Linked DNA regions of Homo sapiens: region 1 is linked to region 2. A link is a loop called in an ENCODE intact Hi-C map of the cell type or tissue named here. Cell type or tissue: Calu3. All regions are shown on one strand. Each heading gives the region's core, and the rest is flanking DNA. Links, peaks and the distances in the headings are about the cores only. Region 1 overlaps LOC643339 (a long non-coding RNA gene). Region 2 overlaps LOC643339 (a long non-coding RNA gene).

Region 1 (11,618 bases), core at 1,834-9,833, 52 kb before region 2:
TCTCTTTGAATGAATAATACCCAACCTTTCGTTTCCTCCAAGAATGGCTCTTATTTGACAATGACTATTTTAAAGCATGAATTTCCTGAAATGGAATGACCCAAAGGCCATGGCAATACACATGCTTTACATACTTGAATTATAAAAAAAAAATCTGGCTCTTATTTCAAGGGTTTAATGCTGTTTTGACAATGCATTTATATCTTCCACTGAAACGTTTTTGTAAAAACGGGTTCATGCATAATCAGGATCTGAAGCTTTATTGCCAGTGTCACTAATATTTATTGTAGATTTTGGAGCAGAAAGAATTACCTTGTATTAGGATTGTTTGTTTGCAATTCCAGACTTCTCAACAGCTTACGATTAAAGAAAACACTTTTTAAAAGGATGGTGCTGATAAAAGTTTCTTTTTCTTTATTAAATAAAGCAATTCACTAGAAGTAAAGTATAGCATGAAGAGGAAAGTGGACAATTTATTAAAAGAAATCAGCAGGTGTCAAGAATTGCTTGGTTATAACTCACAGAAAACCATTCCATCTATGTTAAGCAAAACAGGAATTTTAACGGGAGATTATGGAAGCCCAGTACGTACTACAAAAGATGTCTGAAACCAGGAACTGAAAAGTCAGGGCCTGAGCCCACCCACCCTCCTCCCTTCCTCATGCCCTTCCCTGCTTCCTTCCTTCCTTCCTTCCTTCCTTCCTTCCTTCCTCCCTCCCTCCTCCCTTCCTCCCTTCCTTCCTTCCTTCCTTCCTACCTTCCTTGCTTCCTTCCTTCCCTCCTTCTTCCTTCCTTCCACAGATACCTATCAAGCATCTCCTATGAGCCAAGTACTGTAGATACAGTAAAGAACTAATCAGAGAGACCTCCTGTCAAAGAGCTTATATCCTCATAGAAGGAGATAGGTGATAAGCTAGTCAAAGTCAAATAAAAATAAGTTTCTTATAAGTAGAGTGATCATAAAATTTGTTTCCTACTTCTTTTTCTGCGACAGGGTCTTGCTCTGTCACCAGGCTGGAGTTCATTGGTGTGATCTCAGCTCACTGCAGCCTCAAACTCCCTGGCTCAAGGGATCCTCCCACTCAGCCTCCCAAGTAGCTGGGACTACAAGCATGTGCCACCATACCCAGCTAATTTTTGTATTTTTTGTACAGACGAGGTTTCACCATGTTGCCCAGGATGGTCTTGAACTCCTGGGCTCAAGCAATCCTCCTACCCTGGCCCTCCAAAGTGCTGGGATTACAGGCATGAGCCACCGTGTCCAGCCTTGTTGCCTACTTTTGAGAGTGAATGAGGTGCTATTAATAGTCATGCTTGACAATAAGAGTAAACCTGTCCAGGACACACTGGAAATGTCATGGGCAAAAGACTATGGCGAGAATTAGAGTAGAGTCATGTGGCGAGGGCTGGGTGGCTACTTGACACAGGTGATAAGAGATGTCCTTATATAAGCTGAGACCTGAGTGACAAGAAGGAGCCAAGCATAGGAAGATGACAGGAATGAGCCTCCTAGGTAGAGAGAACGACTAGAATAAGGGCTCCCAGGGAAGAACGAAGGTGGCTGGTGTGCACGGACAGGGAGAGCCTGGCTGGAAATGAGACCAGAGGCATAGGCAGGAGCCATGTGAAAGCAGTCTTAAGAAGGAGTTTGGCTTTGTTCAGAGCATGATGGGAAGCCACGGGAAGGTTTTCACAAAGAAATGACATGTTCTGCTTTACTTTTTGAAAAGACCATTCTGGGCCAGGTGCAGTGGCTCATGTCTGTAATCCCAGCACTTTTGGAGGCTGAAGCAGGTGGGTAGCTTGAGGCCAGGAGTTCGAGACCAGACAGGGCAACATGGTGAAACCCTGTCTCTACAAAAAATACAAAAATTAGCTGGGTGTGGTGGCACATGCCTGTAGTCCCAGGTACTCGGGAGGCTGAAGAGGGAGGATTGCTTGAGCCCAGGAGGTCGAGGCTGGGGTGAGCCATGATTGTGCCACTGCACTCAGCCTGGACAATAGAATGAGACCCTGTCAAAAAACAAACAAACAAACAAACAAAAAAAAACAAAAAAAACACTTTGTGTTTTTTTAATTGGAATTTTTATTGATTTTTTCCTTAGATGTGGTTATTTTTAAAGTTCCTATCTTTAAGAGACGCAAACATATGCAAAATCAGATCATTTATAGACCAAATGGTGTAATATCTGAGATTTACCTCAAAATTAGAGATAGAGGTGAATGACATTGGCCATGATTGGATGCTTGTTAATGGTGGGTAGTGGGGGTTTTGATTTACTGTTCTTTTTACTTCTATATATGCTTGAAATTTTTAAATAATGAGATGTTGCAAAAAAAAAAAAAAAAGAAAGTATCTCTGGTTGCAACTGTGTGGAGACTGTGTTTTAGAGGGACAAAGAGCAGGCAGACCAGTTAAGAAAAGCAGAATCTATCTGAGATATGGTGATGGGCAGGGTTAGGTTGGTTGTAGTATAGACAGGAGAAGTGGATGGATTTGGGATACATTTTGTAGCTGGAGCCAACAAGACCTACTGATAGATGAGTGGGGTGAGGATGCAAGAGGGGTCTATAGTAACCCTTCACTTTTTAGGTTGGCAACTAGCTGGATTAAGATGTTACTGACCAAGATAGGGAAGATATAGGAAGAGCAAGTTGGGGAATAGAGGAAGAAAAGTTCTCTTTTGGCCACGTTCAGCTTCACATACCTATTAGACATTCATGAGGAAATGTGAAGTTGGCAAGTCTGGCGTTGTGCACAGAGGACTGGGGTGTCATAGACACCTGTCATGAGCTACTCCAGGTGCTCTCAGGCTCACGTGCCTCAGGGGCCTTGCAGATTTGTTCTGCCTCTGTGGCTGGCTCTGTGTTGCTCCCACTGACCTTTTGTGGGTGTCACTTTCCATCTCGGGGATTTCTTATTGATGACAGAAACGTGCTCAATGCCTCTGTAGAAGTGACTGAGAAGTGAGGAGGAGTTAACACCCTGTGGAGTAAACTTTTGACCATTGGGGAATGGGAGCTGGTGGATAAATTCCTCCCTCTTCCTCTCCTTGGACAGCCAGTGCTCAGATGTGGTCATTCCTGTGGTCTCTTGGACGAAAAGTCCTGGGACATGGAGTAACTGGCCATGCATGATCCTGAGAGAAAGCCAGCTCAGGGATGCAACATTGTGTTTGTTTTCCTTCCTTTCCTGCCTCACTCTCCCTTCCCTCAATATTTGGAGAACAAGAGAAGATGGACACAGTAAAGGCGATGGAAAAGGAGGCAGAAAAGGAGAAGGAAGGCCAGGAGAAGGGAGTGTCATGCAAATCTTGCATGGGAGAAAATGATCATCATTTTGTCAAATGCTGCAGGCCATCCAAGTGAGAAAGGACTAGTGTGTGATCCTTAGATTAGGCAAACATCAAAGCCATTAGTAACCTTAATGACACCAGTCTTCATGGGGTCGTGAAAGTTGATCATATGAATTGGGTCATTCTTGTCATGCTCAACTTGCTCTAGAAATGTTACTTTCTGCAAGCCCAGCAGCTGAAACTGCTGGTTGTAACCTGAAACCAGTTTTATCTACAGCTGCTAAGATAACTTGCTGCAATTCTAGGACTAACTTTGCCCACCACCCTCGCCCACCAATTGGAGCTTGCCAGCTCCCCAAATCTTTGCTAATCACAATGAACTTTCTTTCAGGACCACACATAACAATCCTCTCTCTTTTTTATAAAATCCCCAACCTTCTATTTGTTCTTTGGACATACCAAAAACCAACCAGACTGTGTGTACACCCCACATTGGGATCCTTTCTTGCCAAAGAAAACATTACTTGTAGAGATTTGTCTCTATATTTTAATTTTGACTTCAACAAGGTGATTGGGAAAGAAGCTTGGCTAAAGTGGACTGAAGACAGAATAGAAAATTTTTTAAAATGTGAAGGTGGTAAATAGAGACAACTCTTTGCTTTGAAGAGGAGCAGAAAATGAAGTGGAGGCTAGAAGAAAATGTGTGGAAAAGGGAGGTTGTTTGTGTGTGTTTTTGTTTGTTTGTTTGTTTTAAGATGGAGTCTCTCTCTGTCACCCAGGCTGGAGTGCAGTGGCACGATTTTGGCTCACTGCAACCTCCACCTCTAGGGTTCAAGCGATTCTCCTGCCTCAGCCTACTGAGTAGCTGGGTTTACAGGCTTGTGCTACCACACTTGGCTAATTTTTGTATTTTTAGTAGAGATGGGGTTTCACCATGTTGGCCAGGCTGGTCTCTAACTCCTGGCCTCAAGTGATCCACCTGCCTCAGCCTCCCAAAGTGCTGGGATTACAGGCATGAGCCATGGTGCCCAGCTGGAGGTTGTTTTTAAAAGATGGGCAGTATTACTCTATGTTCATGGGAATAATCCATGAGGGGGCATAATTATGACAGAGGAGTCCCGGAGAAGGCAATAAGGAATACAATTCAGGACTCAAAGGAAGGGTAGGGCGGGCATGGGTGGGCTGGGGTTTCAAGAGAGGAGAATGTTCATTTTGGAAATGGGGAGACAAATGTACTAGGCATGTGTGATAGATTCACTGGGCGGTGTTGAGACGGGGCTGTGACGGGTCCACCTGGGCTCGTGTCTGTCTCTCATCTCATCTCTCACTGAGGCTGCTTTATTCTGCTCAGCCAAGACTGGCTTTTCCTCCTGGCCTTTCTACTGCTCTAAGTTCAAGAACCTTCAAGAGCAGGAATTGCTAAATACCAGTCTCTAGGAGAGAATCTAGGAAAGATGCCCTAACAGGCGTCTACTGTTGGTGCTGTCAGCTTTGTCAGGGAAGTGGGGTCGGGAGTGGGGTGCACTTGTGAAAGAACGGGGCATGGATAAGGCAGGTGCCTCCAAGAGGTGTTTATGGGTGCGACCATAACCTTCCTCGCCTTCTGCAGGTCCTGCTCATTAGAAGGGCCAGAGGAACAGACTGGATGCATTTAGCCGAGTTCATTTTCCCCGCTTGAGGACATCCTTGCTATAGGCATAGTGATCCTAGTCAGACTGTGTTCTGATTTTTACTTTAGAACATTTCCTCTCTACAGCTGCAGGGAAACATCTTCCTTTATTAAACTCAATCATTTTAAAGAGTTTGTGTAGGAGGAATAACAAATAGAGACAGTGTGTGCGTTTTCTTCCTGTGAGTGGTATGTTGGCTCCTGGTTCTTTCTGAATGCCGGAGGACCAACACCTTTCTGTGGGGGAGGAGTTTTGTGCAGTGACTTGCTCGTTGGAGCAGATGAGTCAATGGCCATTAGGGCAGTGTGCTGGGCAGTCTGTTGGGGTTGTGCCCCTGGCAGCATGGGGGCAGAGGAGTTCAGAGCTTAGTGAGTCAGTGTTCTGGCCTTTACTAGCAAGTGTCTGGCTACTGTATCATCCGGGGTTGCCTTGTTCTTCCTATCTTTGTTAGGAACTCAGGCTTGAAGTCAGATCTGGTTCAGATTCTCTTTCTGCCATCTACTATCAGAGTGGTCACAGGACATTACTGATGCACACCTTCCTTCTGGGGTTCTTGGGAAGAGTAAATGAGTTTGGGTGTGTAGAGCATTCAGCAAGGTGCCTGGCACAAACTGGACCTGGCACACACAATAATGGTTAGCATTTGTAGAAGGATCTATTGGCATAAAATGGGGTAATCAGATGTCCAGTGTAATGTATGCTCTAGAGAGAGAAGGAAAAGCCATTTAGGGAATGAGGTAAGACTGGGACTGGGGAATAGAGGAGCATCACATGGAACATGGAATTATGGAACTTTAGTTATGGAGGGAGATTTTGGTTCACATCTTAAATTAGCTGCTTGGGTCCTTGGGGAAGTTACATTGTTAAGCCTCACTTTCCCACCTAGGAAATGGGAATAATAATGTTTACCTCATGAGGTTTTTGTAAGGAACAGATTAATAAACCACTAAGCACAAGGCCTGACATATAGTAGATAGTCATTAGAGAGCAGCTCTGATCTTTAATAATAGCAGACAGGCGTCACCACTCCCATAATGGAGGCAGTGTAGCTGAGTGGGGAAGAGTGGCCTCTGCATTCCTGAAATTGCACCAAGTTAGTAATTATCCACTTTACAACAGCAGAGGTTGACTCTGCCCAAATCTCAGTCCTGATGATTCAACAAAGGTTGCTAGATTTGACATAACAAGGGCCTCTTTCAAGTCATGAATAATCTTGGACACTAATCTTAGAAGCTCCATTTTTTCATTTTGCTTGGGACATCTCACCCTGCTATGAAGAGCCATATACTTACTAAATTCTCATCTTCAAAAATGCCTTTTTTTTTAAGCCTCTTTGAATCTGATCACTCAGGCTTGGTAAAATCCCTGTCCTTGAGTTTATTCAAAGTTCATGGGAACAGCATCTCATTGTATCATTCTTGCCAAAATTGCTTAAGCAGAATTGAATCACAAGGAAACAATCACATAAAACCAGATTAGGGCACATTCTGCCAGACAACTGCCCTAAACTCTTCAAAAAACTTGAAAGGACAGAGCAAAACCAAAAAGGCAGGGCTGGAGGTAGGTAGAATTAGATTAAAAGAGACTAAATGTACATGATAACTAAATGCAATGCATGAATCTTGAATGAATACAGATAGGCACTCCCCTAAAAAAACCCAACTGTAAAATACATTATAGAACAACTGGGGAAATGTGATTGTGGACTGTATATTAGATAATGTTATTGAATCAAAGGAAAGTTTCTTGGGTATGACAATGATATTATAACTATGTAGGAAAGTATCCTTTTTTTTAGGACAAATAAGAGTAAGTATTTAAGGGTATAGCATCATGATTCCTGCAACTTACTTTCAAATGGTTCAATAACACACACACATACACACACAGACACACGCTGGGTGTGTGGCACATGCCTGTAGTCTTAGCTACTCAGGAAGGTGAAGATCATGGATCTTTTGAGCTCAGGAGTTTGGGACTGTAGTGAGCCATGCTTGGGGCTCTGAATTGCCACTACACTCCAGCCTGGGCAATATAGCAAGACCCTGTTTCTATATTTGTAAGCACACACATACAGATATGTAAAGAGGTAGAAAATGTTCTTTGGGACATGACAAATGTTAACAACTGATTAATCTTTGTGAAAGGTTTATGGGTGTTCATTGAACTGTGCTTTCAACTTTTCTGTAGGCTTGAAAATTTTCAAAATAAAAAGTTGGGGTGGGGGGAAATCTTCATGGAAAAAAACTAGCTAACCAATCTGCATGTCTTTTTCTAGCAAACATTCTGTTCAGTGAGGAGCCCTTGATGCAAACTCACAAAGACACCAGGGCGCTGTTCTCCTTTTGAGACGAATGGCTCCCACAACCTATAAAAGGTAGTGGGGTATATAAACTCTTGGTCAATTCTCACATTGGGGAATCCTCAGTTCTTTACAATCCTGCAGCTGAAAGGCTGGATTGAGAGGGAGCTGTGGAGGGAGGGCTTGCTCACAAAAGGAAACAGTAACATGAACATGCATTTGAGAGAGCAACCATTTAGAAAACCTTAAGGAAGTCAAAGTCTCTTGGGCCCGTTAAGCATTTGTGCATACTTAGTAAGAATCTGTCTGCCTATGTGACGAAGAATCAAAATTCTAGGGTAAAAAGTGTCCTGAAATTTTCACCTGGAATTTCTGGGGAGAAATTTAGTTTTAGACTTCATGTTACATTAATTATATATCTCAGGGAGAAGAGATTTCTTTTCAAGAATGGATTTATTAAAGTCAGATGGATCCACGGTTCATTCCACTTGGAGCATAATTACCATGTTCTAAAGCAGTTTGAGTTCTTAATGACTTGACTCCTTCATATCCAGCAGTGTCAAATTTAAAACCGACCACACGAAATGTTGGGGGCAAAAAGTAGTCCAGTAAACAAACTTATTAATAGAAATGAAATCCCACAGGGAACACAGACACACACAAGTCAGTGGGATATTAAATTCCTGTGATAAGTTAACACGGATTAAGCAAAACTTTTTATAGTGCAAGCTCTTAGTATCAAATTTTGAAGCACAGCAACATCTAATAATATAATTATTTATATTAACTATTTCTAATAAGTGGCAAATAATTCTAAAAAGATATGTTGAAAGAAAAACATTGATTCACTCAGTAAATAATTATTGGACACCTATTCTGTTCCCGATTTAGGAACAAACACCTTCTTGGAGTCTTCTCTCCACTGGCAAGGTAAACTTACACAAATTATTACGTGATGAATTCCAATAGCAGTAAGTGCCATAAAAGAGTAGTTTGTAGATATGACCATCTGCAATAGTGTAGATTTTGTAAACTTTAGTAATTACAAAACATTTTCATCAAAGTTTGAAGTCTCTTTTAATATATTTCAATTTTTTTCTGGATTTTTTTGTTTTACAAAGGTTATGTGGAGATTTAAGTAAATTTCTGAGATCACTTCTTAAATACTGATGGTTGGAACTTTTATATTCTTTTTTAGGTCACCAAACTCAATACTCCCAGATAGGATGAACAACAAGATTGATACCTATCCATGTGATGGTGGGCGGGAAGGATGCGTGGGACATTGCTCACTGTCCTCCTTGCCATCAGCGTAGTGGTAGAGATTATTGCTGGGGAGTGATGATTATCTGGGCCAGTGGCGTGGAGGTAAAAGAATTTACCAAGACAGTTGTAGATAAAGAAAGGTAAATTTATTAGAGAAAGTATGAAAATACATTGCAAGAAAGCAACGGGCAAATCAGCAGAACAGAAGCTGACTGCCAGGAGACAAAGGCTTGCTGGAGATTTTATAGGACGGTTTTGGGCTGCAGAATGCTACGTGCAGTACTGCTAATACCAAGTTTGCAGGGAGCTAACTTGCATTTTTTGTATTAGCTGAGGGTCTGGTGATAGCTGGACACAGGAAGATTATGAATTATTTGCACAGGAGGTCTGTATGTCCTGGACCATGAAGAAAGGCAGACTTATAGTGTATTTGCCTTTTTTTGTTGCTTTTCCCTGCTCCCACCAGCCTGTCTTTTTCTTTAATTGAGACTCCACAGTGATCAGTGATTTCAGGTACCAACAGTAGAGTTAGATTCTTGAGTTAAGGTCCAGGCTCTGTCAATTGGTATTTGTGTGATCTTGGTCAAGTTCCTCAACTTTTTTCTAAGCCCATTTCCTTGACTATAAATAGGGTTAGTAACAGGATAGCCCTCTGATATGGTTTGGCTCTGTGTCCCCACCCAAATCTCATCTAGTAGCTCCCATAATTCCCATATGTTGTGGGAGGGACCTGGTGGGAGATGGTTGAATCATCGGGCGGTCTTTCTGGTGCTATTCTCATGATAGTCAATGGGTCTCAGGAGAGCTGATGGTTTTTAAAACAGGAGTTTCTCGGCACAAGCTCTCTTCTCTTGTCTGCCACCTTGTGAGATGTGCCTTTCACTTTCCACCATGACTATGAGGCCTCCCCAGCCACATGAAACTGTAAATCCAATAAATCTCTCTCTTTTGTAAATTGCCCAGTCTTGGATATGTCTTTATCAGCAGCATGAAAATAGACTAATACACCCTCCAACATTAAAAGAAAATTCTAAATAAAATGATGTGGGCAAAGCATTTGATGCAAAGTAAGTCCTCCATAGATTTTAACTATGTTATGGTTACGTTAATTATCACTATTAGGTTGTCTGATCATTCGTAACCTTACCTATTCTGGACAGGCTCCTTGGCTTTTTATTCTTATTTCCCAAGCTGAATGCTGGCAGATCTCTGATTTCACACCAAATGTATTCATCTTCTAGCCTTGTATGTGTGGTGATCAGGTTGGGCATTTATTCTCCTAGAGGTCAGAAAATATAAAATTCTACCTGCAGTATGAAAACCCAAATTTGGTATGGGAAATGAAGCTTAAATTTATCAGAGATTAATAGAGGAAAGTGTAAATTGTTTAAAAGGCAAATGTAAGAAGTTGAGAACTGTCTTTCTCTGGAGTGAACATCTGCTTAGTAGATTGACATGCTTGTGAGACCAACTAAGTATTAGCTACTTCCTTTTTAGAGATAGGATCTTGTTCTATGTGTGCCACCATGACTGGCTAATTTATATTTTAGAGATGAGAGTCTCACTATATTGACTGGGCTAGTCTCAAACTCCTGACCTCAAGCCATCCTTCTGCCTCAGCCACCCAAGTAGCTGGGATTACAGGTGCAAGCCACTGCACCCAGCCTAGTACTAGTCCTAGGTTTACTGGGAATTTTTCTAGTGATTCTGAGAAACCTACATCTTTGTGCTTTTATTTTTTCAGTGTGACAGGGACAGTTACTTCCCCCAATATTTATTTATTTTTTATTTTTTTAAGACAATGCTTATTTTTCAACTGGATCTACAGCTACTCAGAATAAAGACTACATTTCCCAGCCTCCCTTGCAGCTAGATGTGGTCATGTGACTAAGTTCTGGCCCAAGAAATACAGCCTTTTTGAAAGGGAAGATATGCTCTCCTTCCTTTCCTTATTCTATCAGCTGGGATGCAGATGCTGCGGTGAGCTACATGGACCATGCAGATGGAGATAACACTCTAAGAAGGGTGGAAGGAACTTGGGGTTGTGATACCACAGAGCAGCCATGTTATATGAGAGAAAAACAAACTTCTATTTTGTTTAAGTTATGGTCACTCAGTCTCCTTTACTGCAATGGTATTTATATCCTAAATAATACAGGCAGGAATGAGGTTGGCAGCAGAAGTCTCCCACTCCCCAAATCTTCTTCCTTGTGGCTTGGGTCCTGGAAAAATGCTGACTTATTTGTGTTTGTGTGTGTTGTGTTTTTCTGTGTGTAGGAATTCACTCATTTATTATATCCAGTGTTTATATTGAGTGCCAGGCACCTTACCCACCACACACACGTCTATGTATATCTATATGTCAATTTTAATTCCTGCTTTTAATGAACATACTGTCTAGAATCTGAAAATCTAGAGTATAAGAAGCACTGTATGGCCAAGCGAACAAGATAATGGATACCAGAAAATGTTAGAAAATGTCATGGCCACCACTTTTCTTCTTAATCCATGAGTAATGTGTGAAAGTAAAAAGATGGTCTCCAGAAAGACAAAAGATGTAAGTTGACTTCATTCCATGTTCTCCAGTGTATACAGTGTATACAGAATACCCTCCACCCAGGCTGGTGTGGCAGGGTTCAAGGACCTCCTTTGGTTCTGTGTCAGGTTGCCCCCTCTGTTGTCTTCTGGCTCTGTGAAGATACCCCCACCTCCTCCCATGTGATGCCCGTGCTCCGGAGACCTCTGTCATTTTGTAAGCCTGGTTTCCCCTCAACCCTGTGTGAGGCAGGCAGCCAGCATCACTGCCCTAGTTTCATGGATAGAGCAACCGAGTCATTTTTCTATTGTTACTGGACAAAGGTACCGAGTGAGTCATTATAAAGTCCTAGAATCAGATCCTAATTCTTGTTCCTGGCATCATTCACGGACCTGAATTCCACCAAAGGTTCAAGAGGATACTGGCCACTGACCAGCTCAGAGAAGAACGCATTTGCGTGTGACTGAGTCAAAAATAAGGATTAACTCTGTCTTGACACTTGCAGGCTTGAAAAAGAAAGCGGGGGAATATGTGCATGAGTAACATCA
Region 2 (11,618 bases), core at 2,437-10,436:
CACCACGCCCGTCTAATTTTTGTATCTTTAGTAGACACAGGGTTTCACCATGTTGGCCAGGCTGGTCTTGAACTTCTGACTTCAAATGATCCACCCACCTCTGCCTTGAAAAGTGCTGGGATTACAGGAGTGACCCACCGTGCCTGGCCCCTTGACTATCTTTTTAATTGGCATAATAAAAATAAGTAACTCTCCAATTGGCTGCTTCTTTCTTTATTTTTTCTTTCTTTTGGAGAAACTTTCTGTTGCTTTCTCCGGTAACTTAAAATGAGTTGTGCTTTCCATCTAGCATTGGTTTCTTCATCAGTCTGCTTTAACAAAAAACTTCTTTCTGATATGCCTTTCTCTTTTCAGTTGCAAATCTAAGTGTACCAGAACAAAACATATGCTTAAAATAACTAAACATAAAGTTTTAAAGCACGTGCATGAAATCCATTTTTTTCTTTATTTCTCAGCAGTTCTATCATGGTCCTTATTAGAAGTTCTAATAACGGTCCTAGATTGTGGGTGCATCGAGAGTTGACATGAAGTGTGCTGGGCTTGGGGACAATGTCCGGTTGTTAGCAGTGGGTTGTTCACAGTTTTGTAGATAAACAAGATTGCTCATTAGGGCTGAGTCTGAATGACAATATTAAATCGCTTTGCACACCTGGTGAGTGTAGCTGTTATACAGCTCTGGCCATTGTACTTTGCCCTTTGTGTTTTCTGGAATAAAAGTGATTTTTCTGACCTGATTTAGACAAGATTAAAATCTGGCTAGCCTTTTGCATGGTATATTTTTGCCAAGAAATTTGAAAAATTTCTAACAGTGTAGAAATTTATTTAAAAAATGGAAAAACAAAAAGTTAACCATTAAGTGGGATCAAATTTGTGTAGCAAACATCCATGTTGTGTTTACCTGGATTAAATCAATCATTCACTTAACAAACATTTATTATGTAACTTCTCTGTGCCAGGCACTCTTCTAAGTGTGCCAAGAATACAGAGGTAGGTGAGGGAGATGAAATCCTTCCTCTCGCAGAACTTACCTTCCAAAGTTGGGAGACAGAAAATAAGAAATAATAAGAAAGCTTACAATGTTTGTAAGTAGTAGGAAGAAAATAAAAGTTGAGATTTAATTTGCTCTTCTAGCTCTTCCCTCTCATCTTAAGAGGCTTCCCTGGTGAGTAACTGGGTCTTTTATGGTCCTACGAGCAGGATAATGTGAATTCATATCTATTATGTAGACAGGCAAGTTGACAGACTCTGGAAATTTATTTGGGTAGGGAGGATGGGATTTTAAAACTTTGAGTATGAATGGATACATATGATTTAAACTCCTACCTGGGACTGTCACCTGTCATTGTCCACAAATACACTGTTTAATATTAATAATTAACTAATTTAAAAAAAAAACTATGGTGGGCACTCTTTAAACCAACTTCTACTTAAGAGATTCATAGAGGGAACCAGCATCCATTCCCTCTGTAAGGCTTGGGCTGGTGCTCAAAACACACTGAACAGAGCTGTCCATCTGTCCTCACTGATCCCTTTCTTCTTTGAGGAGTTGAGTTTTGTGCTTTATGAGAATCAGAATTGTTTGTTCCCTGACATATTTGTGCTGGTTTTACTTGTTATTAAAATTATGCTATTTACTTTAATATTACTTTAATAACATGAGGGTGAAGAGAGAGAGAATTATTAAAATGACATTTAAATGGAATGCTTTGGAAAGACTAATGTTAAATTAGTTAACAGTAAGAGATTAGGAAAAATAATAAACTCTACAGTATTTTGCTCATGAGTGTCTTTAAGTTCTGACCCCCTACAAAGAAAGAAAAGTTGGAAATGAAAAATGAGATCTTATGGGTGTGGTTTAGGCCAGAAAAGGTGGTATTGGACCCTTGCCAGTGAATCTATAGTGAGGGAAAGAACCATGGCCTTCCACCAGTTTGGTAAATACATTTATATTTATTTAATTTAAAATATAATGTTTATGGGCCAGGTGCGGTGGCTCACTCCTGTAATTGCAGCACTTTGCTAGGCTGAGGTGGGTAGATCACCTGAGGTCAGGAGTTCAAGACCATCCCGGCCAACATGGTGAAACTCCACCTCTACTAAAAAATACAAAAAAAATTAGCCGGGTGTGATGACGCATGCCTGTGATACCAGCTACTTGGGAGGCTGAGGCAGGAGAATCACTTGAACCCAGGAGATGGAGGTCGCAGTGAGCTGAGATCACACCACTGCACTCCAGCCTGGGAAACAGAGCAAGACTCCATCTTAAAAAGATTAAAAAATAAAATAAAATACAATGTTTATGAAACCACCTTTGCAAAGATTACAACAGTGAGAAAAGTCTAGTATGGCTGACTCCATCTTGCTTCTAGCCTCACAGGCTGGCTGTCCTCATTCATTCCCAGGTGTAGGCCAAGCTGTCCATGGGAGGAATTTAGTGTATAGTTTAACTTTGAAACAAGGATCATAATAGTACCTACCTAAAACTGATCCTCTCCTTGTTCAGGGGCTGAAACTGCCTTTGCAAGACTAATGAAAAGCCACATGATTAGGATTATGGAAGGGGCCTGGATTCTGCTAAGGTATAGGCAGAGTTTCTATCATCTCTTACTGCTAAGGAGTCATGTGGCCAGAGGTCACAAGATTTATGACTTCCCCAATTGCTCCTATAGATAACATCATTATTGTAGAACCTAAGATTGGTCTTTTGAGATGTCTTTCAGGGTTTTGCATTCTGGCAATCTACTAACCCCACCTGGACTTGTGACTCATGACTCAACCTGTCCTGTGGCCCTCACGCAGAGGCAGACTTAGCACATGAAGATAATTTTTTCACATTCCTCTGATTGCATCCCCAACCAGTCAGGAACACCCATTCTCTAGTCCCTGGCCCACCAAACTATCCTTGAACAACCTTAGCCTCTGAGCCTTCTGGGAGACCAACTTGAGTGATAACGCCAGTCCTTCCACTGGGCAGCCCTGCATTAACTAAACTCATCCTTTATTCCGATACCATGGTGTCAGTGAATTGATTTCTTCTGTGCATCAGGCGGGAAGAACCTGTCGACTGATTACATTTACAACATAAATGTATCCCCTTTTTTTTTTCTTGACTGACATTACTGATGAGCTCATTAATGAGCAGTTCTGATTGTGTTGAGTAAGATTTTCAGTGTTTTGTAAGGTATGTGCTAAGCGCAGCAGGTACTCATGATGCCTCCATTCAAGGAGCTCAGGAGTATTATCCTAATATGATTAGATAAAGAATTTATGTGCCTGACAATACTTCTTTTACCTGATCCAAATCTCCTTTCTCTCACGTGCATAGTGGAAGCATAGAAAATATTTTCACTTTTTGGCAGCACCTTTCCTTTGAGAATATCAAAGCTCTTACAGGGACAAATTTCTAAATAAGCAATAATGCTCATATTGCCCTAGGGAGGTGGATAGAGGTATTTATGATCCTCTTACCGAGGATGTTAGACCAGTGTTGAGTAGCTAACAAATACCTCCATGCTGACTCTCAGGAGAATTATGTTTCTGCTAATCTCCCTGCTGCATTGCGTCCTGTTCCCTCTTCTGAATAATTCCCAGTATTACTGAGAACTCTGTGAGCATGAAAAGAGCACTTGTCTGTGAGGCAGAACACACAGGCTCAGACCCTGGCTGTGCTACTAACTGTGGCACTGTGGACACTGTTGTCAGCCCCTCTGTGTGTGCCTCAGTGCCTTTATCTGTAAAATGGGAAAGTCAGTGCTTATGATACCAGAGACCCGATTGTGGTAAAGGAGTGTTTGTCAAAACAAATATGGACGTGGTAGCCGCAGATAGGGAGAGCAACAGTGGTCTGTAGGTCTCCTTCTCTTTCCTTTATTCCCATTTCAGAATTCCTGCTTTCTGTTATGATATTTTTGATCATGAGTCGATTTGTAGGTTCTGGTTTACACATTCATTATTGAGACCAGAAATGAAAGTGTTGCCTCAAATTCTCTGATTCTAGTTTAGCCCACCTACCAAACTTGATTATTTTCCAATGATGGTCCTAGACTCACAATAAGAAATGCAAGGAAAGGGTTGGATTACAGTTGGGATAATGATCTGTTCTGCTCTGAACTGCAAGACCCCATTAAGTGGTGTTTTCTAAAGGTTTGAGTAACTCATTTTTATCTCTTCACTTATTCATGAAGATACTGCTGATAACAGTAAAAGAAAAAAGTAAAATGTACTAAATTTCCAACAATAGGGAATTGCTCAGGTAAATGATGTTATGATGGAAGGCTACTAATAAAAGATGTAGATGAATATTTATTGGCATAGAAAGATAATTGTGGTAATTAAATGAAATATTAACTTCAAAAGGGCAAATGTACAACATAATTCCACCATTATTAAATATATGCATTTGAATCAAACTATCTGGAGGAATGTTCAGTGGATATCTCTGGGTGGCAGGATTACAAACATTTAAATCTTCCTTCCTTACACTTACCTGTATTTTCTAATTTTTTTGTAGTGGATACATATTGTTTTTGGCAAAAGAAAAAAACTGATTTAGGTTGTATAAAATCCTATTCCAAAAGCTATTTGTAGGAATGAAGAAAAACATTTTGAAAATAAGTAAGTGCCAACTCTAAAAAATTAATTAAGCAGGGAAAAAATTTTAAATAGCAAAAATGGTGGGAAGGAATACAAATAGAAATAAACATAAATAGCAAAAATGAATTTCATTCTTTTTTAAAAGGATAGAGTCATTTAATGACAAATGTTTGAAATAAACCAAGTATCAATCGCCAACCTGTTTCTTCTTAGCTGAATTCTACCTGAAAGTGCTTCTAAAAGGGACTCAGAGCCTGGGAAGTAAACAGGATACTTTGAAATGTCCAAATTAAATAATCATAAGTTGCAACCTAATCTGATTTTTTTCTTTTTTGAGTTGCAAAAATATCTCTTTAAAATAAATCAAGTTCTTAGACAGAGGGCAAATATATTTATCTTTCCAACCATAATAAAAGCTGTCAGTTGTCAAATGCCTTTTATGCACCCATGTGTCAGATACTTACAAGTCTTTCCTCAAATTCATTAAATTTAATGGTTGGTTTATTTAATCCTCACTGTTTTAGGAGATAGGTATTATTGTGTTCATGTTATAGTTGCTGAAAACCAAAACTCATACAAATTAAGTTTCTTTTCTAACTCTTAAGTAGTAGAACCACATGGCCTTTTTTAAAAATCAGGTAACAAATATTTATTAAATCTACTTTGTATTAGCATTGTGTGTCGTGTGCTAAGAATAATACCAATGAAAAATATACTGTGGTCCCACCGCTTAAAGAAGCTTATATTCTAGTTGAATGACATGAAGCAAAACATTGCAAAAGTGATGAATCTCACAAAATAGGAAACCCAGGATGTGAAGGGGCAGGTAATCTGGTTTGTGACATCTGTCCTGTGGTCAAGACATTTAAACTGAATTCTGAAGCATGAGTAGGAATTAACTAGGCAAAGAGTGGTCGTGGAAGATGATTTCTGGTAGAGGGAAGGGAATGTGCTGAGGCACTGAGATGACATTTTGCTATAGCAGTGTGCTACAACCAACTATCCACAACTCTAGTTTGAAACAATAAGCATTTATTCCTTCCACATGGGTCTGTGAGCCAGCTGCAACTGGTGGGGCTTGGCTGGACTCCAGGGTTCAGGTCTCCCTTGTGTGTTACTCATTCTGTGTTGACCAATAGCTTCCAGGAACATGTTTCTTACATAGCACATGACAGGAGCACAAGAGCCCAAATGGAATCACACAAGCACATTTAAGGCCTCTTAACATGTTCAGGAACACTTCATTGGCTAAAGGAGGCCACATGGCCCAGCCCAAAATCAGTGGGATGGGGAAAATATTTTACCCATAGCGGATGGTATTTTGGAAGAATGTAGATGAATGTGGATACATTATCTAATATAGGAAAGATGTGAAAAATTGTGAACAATGATTCAGTCAACCACATCTAGGTTTTTCAAGGAATCCATTGCCAATATGGCTAAAGAATAGTGAGCCAGGGAGTGACAGTACTAGTTGATTTTATAATTGTCTGTCCTGGAGAATTTCTTCTTCTTCTTCTTTTTTTTTTTTTTTTTGAGACTGAGTCTCACTCTGTCACCCAGGCTGGAGTGCAGTGGTACCATCTTGGCTCACTGCAACCTCTGCCTCCCAGGTTCAAGCGATTCTCCTGCCTCAGCCTCCCGAGTAGTTGGGATTACAGGCGTGCACCACCACACCCGGCTAATTTTTGTATTTTTAATAGAGATGGGGTTTCACCATGTTGGTCAGGCTGGTCTTGAACTTCTGACCTCGTGATCCACACGCCTCGGCCTCCCAAAGTGCTGAGATTACAGGCGTGAGCCACTGCACCCAGCCGGGAACTTCTTATTATAGAGAATATTTTATATATGTATAATTTATATATATAATATATATTTTATATATATATAAAATAAGCATTATACATATATAAGAAGCACAAAAATATGCTTACTTCAAAAATATATATATGTGCTTACTCAAAAAATATATATATATGCTAACTGCAAAAGCTAATAACTTATCGAACTTCTACTTGAACTTTATTCCCAAAGAGATGAACACACTGAAATAACATGATTAACCCACAAAGCTGATATAGTGTCCATTGACTTAAATGTTCCTCCTTAGTTATGTGCCAAGCATTGGGTCTCTGTGTAACAGTAGCACATTTAGAAACTTTGCCTCAGAGGCAATTAAACCAGCTAAACCAGATTTGAACCCCTGAGCAAACAGCATTAAATTTGGTTGCTGCTCATTCTCCTGGAATGAAGGTCAGCTATTTCATACGCAGTGAATAAGCCAAACCAATCATAAAACGTGAGGAAACATCTCATTTGGCTATTTTACCTCGTGAAATGTGATCTTCTATTTGGTCAGATCATTTTTGATAGTGTTAAAAGAATAGTTCAGTTTATTTTTACCCATTGCTCTACGGATACATTCATTTGCTTTGTAAGTCCTTAGGGCTAATGCCTGAATGAACAGGTGCGGGGACAGGAGTTGGCCAGATATAAACTTGCACAGTTCATGTGCTTAACAAGCACTGATTTTTTTTAACAAAAAGAAAATTCACTTAATACAGACAGCCAGTGCATTATTAGCTATCGTGGTATATTCTGCCACAGAAAACTATATTAGTTTCAATTGAGGTGATTTTTTTTTCTCTTACAGATAAAAGATTAAATAGAAATCACTGCCTCCATGATGCCTCTGTTCTGGAGCCTTTTTTTTTCTTCATCTATTAAAACCTCAATTTTATAATCTTCAGGATTTAAAATAGAATCTATTCGTTTTTCTGACAATACTTATTTCCCATAAAAATGAGATTTTTTTGTTAGCTAGCTCACAGTAAATTTTATTGCATGTGCCATTTCAAAGGAAATCAGAGGTTCTAATAAGTACAATGGATTTGGAACAGTTCCTTGCCCCTCATTTTTTCAGTTATGTAAGCCTCCTGCTTAGTTACATTATTGTATTTTATTACTCAGCTCACAAAGCTGCATTTAAGAAAGATTACAATTTTCTGGTTTCCTCTTCTGAGATACTTTGATTCATCTTCTTTGAATACAGCTTTATTTGTGTTTTCCTGCTGTTTAAGCCTGGGACCCTTTCACAAGTCAGCATACTTTGTATATTCCAAGTAACAGCACCATTAAGAGAGGACGATCCGTTACACATTCCCTAAGAGAAGATGCAAGAAATGGAAGGAAAAATACCTTGACTGTTAGAGACAGATGCACTCCCTAATTGCTTCCTGATGGTTACTTTTAAAGGAGCTATGGGAATCCACAGATGTGTGTCTGTTGAGGTGTCTGTCATTCAGTGAGTTTAAGAGGCATTGATTTCCATGAGTGAATCATGGGGCTTGATTACAGAGAACTGGTAGACCAAGCTCAGGTTTAATTCATGAGTTCTGTTCACAGGTCTGTCACTTCCCCTTGGGCTATTTTTGCACACCCAAGAAATGGATTTACTTAGTTTTTTCTTCTTATAAAAATGAGGTAACAATATTATCTTTACAGCAGCTTTTAAATGTTTAAATATGCCCAACCAAATAACATTTTTAGTTGTATTGCAATGTTAGTAAAATTAATGTGATGAATATTTCTTACCCAATTTCCCTCCCTCCCACAAAACTGACCTGTTTACCTAAACTGACCAAATTAACTGACTGTTTTGCCATGGTATAGACCCAAATTCTTAGTAGAATTACAACCCTAATTGATATGGTCATCTGGCTCTTACACCTTGAAAATGTTTAGACGTTTAATATCAGCTGATACAGTTTTCTTTAAAAATGATAGGATGATATCAGATCATCTTTTTCAGGATGGAATGAGATTTAAATGAAAATTCAGTGTTACTGAATTGAATCACGTAGTTTTATATATTTTGTTTATATATAAATCAGCTTGTTATAGTGAGAGAACTTGAAGCTTTAAAGACCTGAATATGAATTTTGATCCTTTCTAGTTTTTGATCCTCCAAAACCCAACCATATTGAATGTTAATTATAAAATGAGCCAATACCTGTTCTCCCTACTAATATGTGTTTATGAAACACAAATGGTGTAATGGGTATGGAAGTTATTTGAAAGTTGTAAAGGGTCACACAATGGGATTTAAAAGAAAATTTAGACACAACCTGCTTTCATTGTTACTGTTTAGCAACAGTTAACTGTTAATTGTTTTGTATATTGCCATTTCTGTGCTGCTGTTACACAGAGGCACAATGCTTGGCACATAACTAAGGAGGAACATTTAAGTCAATGGACACTTTATCAGCTTTGTGGGTTAATCATGTTATTTCAATATGTTCATCTCTTTGGGAATAAAGTTCAAGTAGAAGTTCGATAAGTTATTAGCTTTTGGAGTTAGCATATATATATATTTTTTTGAGTAAGCACATTTATATATTTTTTGAAGTAAGCGTATTTTTGTGCTTCTTATATATATATATAACGCTTACCCAGTTTCTGGGCAAGACAGGAAGATAAGAAAAAAGGAAAAGGAGAGAAAAAAGAAATAAAAGGTTGTATCAGCATATTTAATCAATAGACTAAATAGAATAAGAGACTTCAGCAGAGATGATGAATACCTGATCACTTTTAAACAATTGTTATTGTTTTTCTGTTTGTTTGTTTTGCTTTTTTTTTTTTTTTGAGACAGAGTTGCCTAGGCTGGAATGAAGTGGTGAGATCACAGCACACTGCAACCTTGAACTTTTGGGCTAAAGCAATCCTCCCACTTCAGCCTCCTGGATAGCTGGGACTACAGGTACCCACTACCATGCCTGGATAATTTTTAATTTTTTTTGTAGAAACAGGGTCTTACTATGTTACCCAGGCTGGCCTCAAACTCCTGGCCTCAAGTGATCCTCCAACCTCAGTCTTCCAAAGTGCTGGGATTACAGGCATCAGCCACTGTGCCTGGCCTAAGAATTATTATTCTTTATCAAAACCATCTCAAAAATATTTTTTAAAAAATAAGATATGATTCCCAAACTCTAAAGTATGTAGGAAATAACCTATCAAAGAACTTACCAAGAAAAATTTAAAACTCAGTTGTTGCTTTGAAGAGATCTGAATACATAGAAATATACACCACATCTTCGAAATATAAATATGTTAATTTCCCTCACAATTAACCTATACATTCAATGTAATTTCAGACAAAATTATTACAAGTCTTTTTTTTAGGACTTCAACATACTTACTCTAAAATTCATATGAAGGAATAAATGTTCATGATGCCTAAGTCATTTTGAAAAAGAAGAGCAAAGAGAAGGAACTCACCCTTCCATATAAAATCAGTATGGAACAAGAACATAGTAAAATACATCTAGGGAAAGAGCAAAGAGTGAGAGCCAGACCTGAGTCTACATAGGAACCTGCTTTGGGATAAACATGGCACCATCAATCAGTGGGGAAGGGATGGATTGCCTAAAACCTACTACTTGGTAGTGGAGAAACAGCTCATTCGTTCACTATCTCAAGCATATGCCAAAGAGGAATTCAGTGCAAAAGTAAAATTACAAAGCTAAAATATCAGAGGTGTTAAAGAAGGTACTCATTACACAAACCATAAGTTGAAATTATTGTTATTATTATCTTTTGAGATGGAGTCTCACTCTGTTGACCAGGCTGGAGTGCAGTGATGCCATCTCATCTCACTGCAGCCTTTGCCTTCTGGGTTCAAGCCATTCTCTTGCCTCAGCCTCCCCAGTAGCTGGGATTACAGACTTGTGCCACAATGGCCAGGTAATTTTGAATTTTTAGTAGAGACAGGGTTTCACCTTGTTGGCCAGACTAGTCTCAAACTCCTAACCTTAAATGATCTGCCCACCTCGGCTTCCCAAATTGTTGGGATTACAGGCATGAGCCACCATGCCTGGCCATAAGTTGAAAATTTGATAGAGTTGACTATATTTTAAAAATTAAAAATTCTGTAAAGGGTAGATACAACAAGCAAAGTTAACAAAAAGGTGACAGAGTGAGAAAAGATTTATAATATCTAAACCTATAAAGAATTAATATCTAGAACACACCAAGAAGACTCAAGGGATTTTTTTTTTTGTAAAATGGAGATAATAATAATTGTAGAAAGTGACATGCTCAGCACAGAGCCTGCAGTACAGTTAGCACATTGTTTGCTATTACTAGTTTATCTATTCTTATACTCTGTGACAAAACACATTTTGTGTGGAGCCATTATGTATGGACCCCAAATTTCTGGTTTCTGCATGGTCTTATGTTGCCAGCTTATGGAGTTACAGAGAAATGTATGTATGAATATCCGGTCAGTCTCAATATCCACAAACCCTGTTGACAAATGTCCCTAGATACTCCAGTGGTTAAAAGTGAGGAGAGTAACAGTGGCCATTCCTGTGACACAGAGGTGAAGAAAACACTGTGTTTGCCACTGTAGCTATAAAACCAACTACGATGACACCTGCCAGGTGACGTTGGGAGAAGAATATGTTTTGTGGCTTGAGGTGTGAATCTTGTGACTGTCATATTCCATCCTGCCTGAGGCTGTGCCCCAAGGGGGCTGTGCCCGGAGATGGAGAGGCTGGGCAAAGCTGCTTCCCAGGCCTTAGATCTTTGTCCAGGTGTTGCGCGTGGCTGTGGTAGGTGGGAGGGCTGAGCGGGCCAGCCACTTTTTGCTGGATTTACTGGGGACTCACTCCCATACCCAAGGGCAGATTGGCTATAGAGAGGTGGTTTGCTCACTGCCAACCAAACCTGCTCTCTGAAAGCAGAGCTTTGTCTTTTTCTGCTTTATGACCTCAGCTTTGGAGAAGGCTTTGGCTCCCCAAGTGTGGCCCAAAAACTTGGATGATGATGCACGGGGTAGAAGGCAACAAACGAGCTGCCCTTGGTGGCAGTGACCTGAGCTGGGTCCACTCCTTGGGCTTGGGTGATGAATACAAAAAGTCAGCCAAGACCATCCTGCTGATAGGGAAAGAAGGACTCATGATAACCCTGTACCAGGTACTGCCACACAGACTTTCTCCTTCAATCCTCTGCAAACTTGTGAAACT

What was found. Hi-C counts contacts between places; a loop is a spot of excess contacts. Peaks named below come from ENCODE experiments on the same cell type or tissue, not always from the same donor. Only the 100,000 strongest peaks of a DNase experiment are listed, where the experiment ranks them.
Region 1: it touches region 2 in a loop (2.4-fold over the local background); 5 of 110 quality-filtered maps call a loop at or near these places.

Annotation. Positions count from the first base shown.
Region 1 is chr12:93,191,960-93,203,577 of GRCh38, reverse strand. All of the region lies in intron 3 of LOC643339 (a long non-coding RNA gene), which reads left to right. Among named protein-coding and RNA genes, the nearest start is that of LINC02412, 23 kb to the right of the region's middle. In Calu3, for the core only: no CTCF peak of the experiment used is centred there; a DNase peak (open chromatin) is centred at 5,267.
Region 2 is chr12:93,140,576-93,152,193 of GRCh38, reverse strand. The region is part of intron 3 of LOC643339 (a long non-coding RNA gene); the gene reads left to right. Among named protein-coding and RNA genes, the nearest start is that of LINC02412, 28 kb to the left of the region's middle. RefSeq lists a silencer at 10,101-10,261. In Calu3, for the core only: no CTCF peak of the experiment used is centred there; DNase peaks (open chromatin) are centred at 5,683 and 6,783.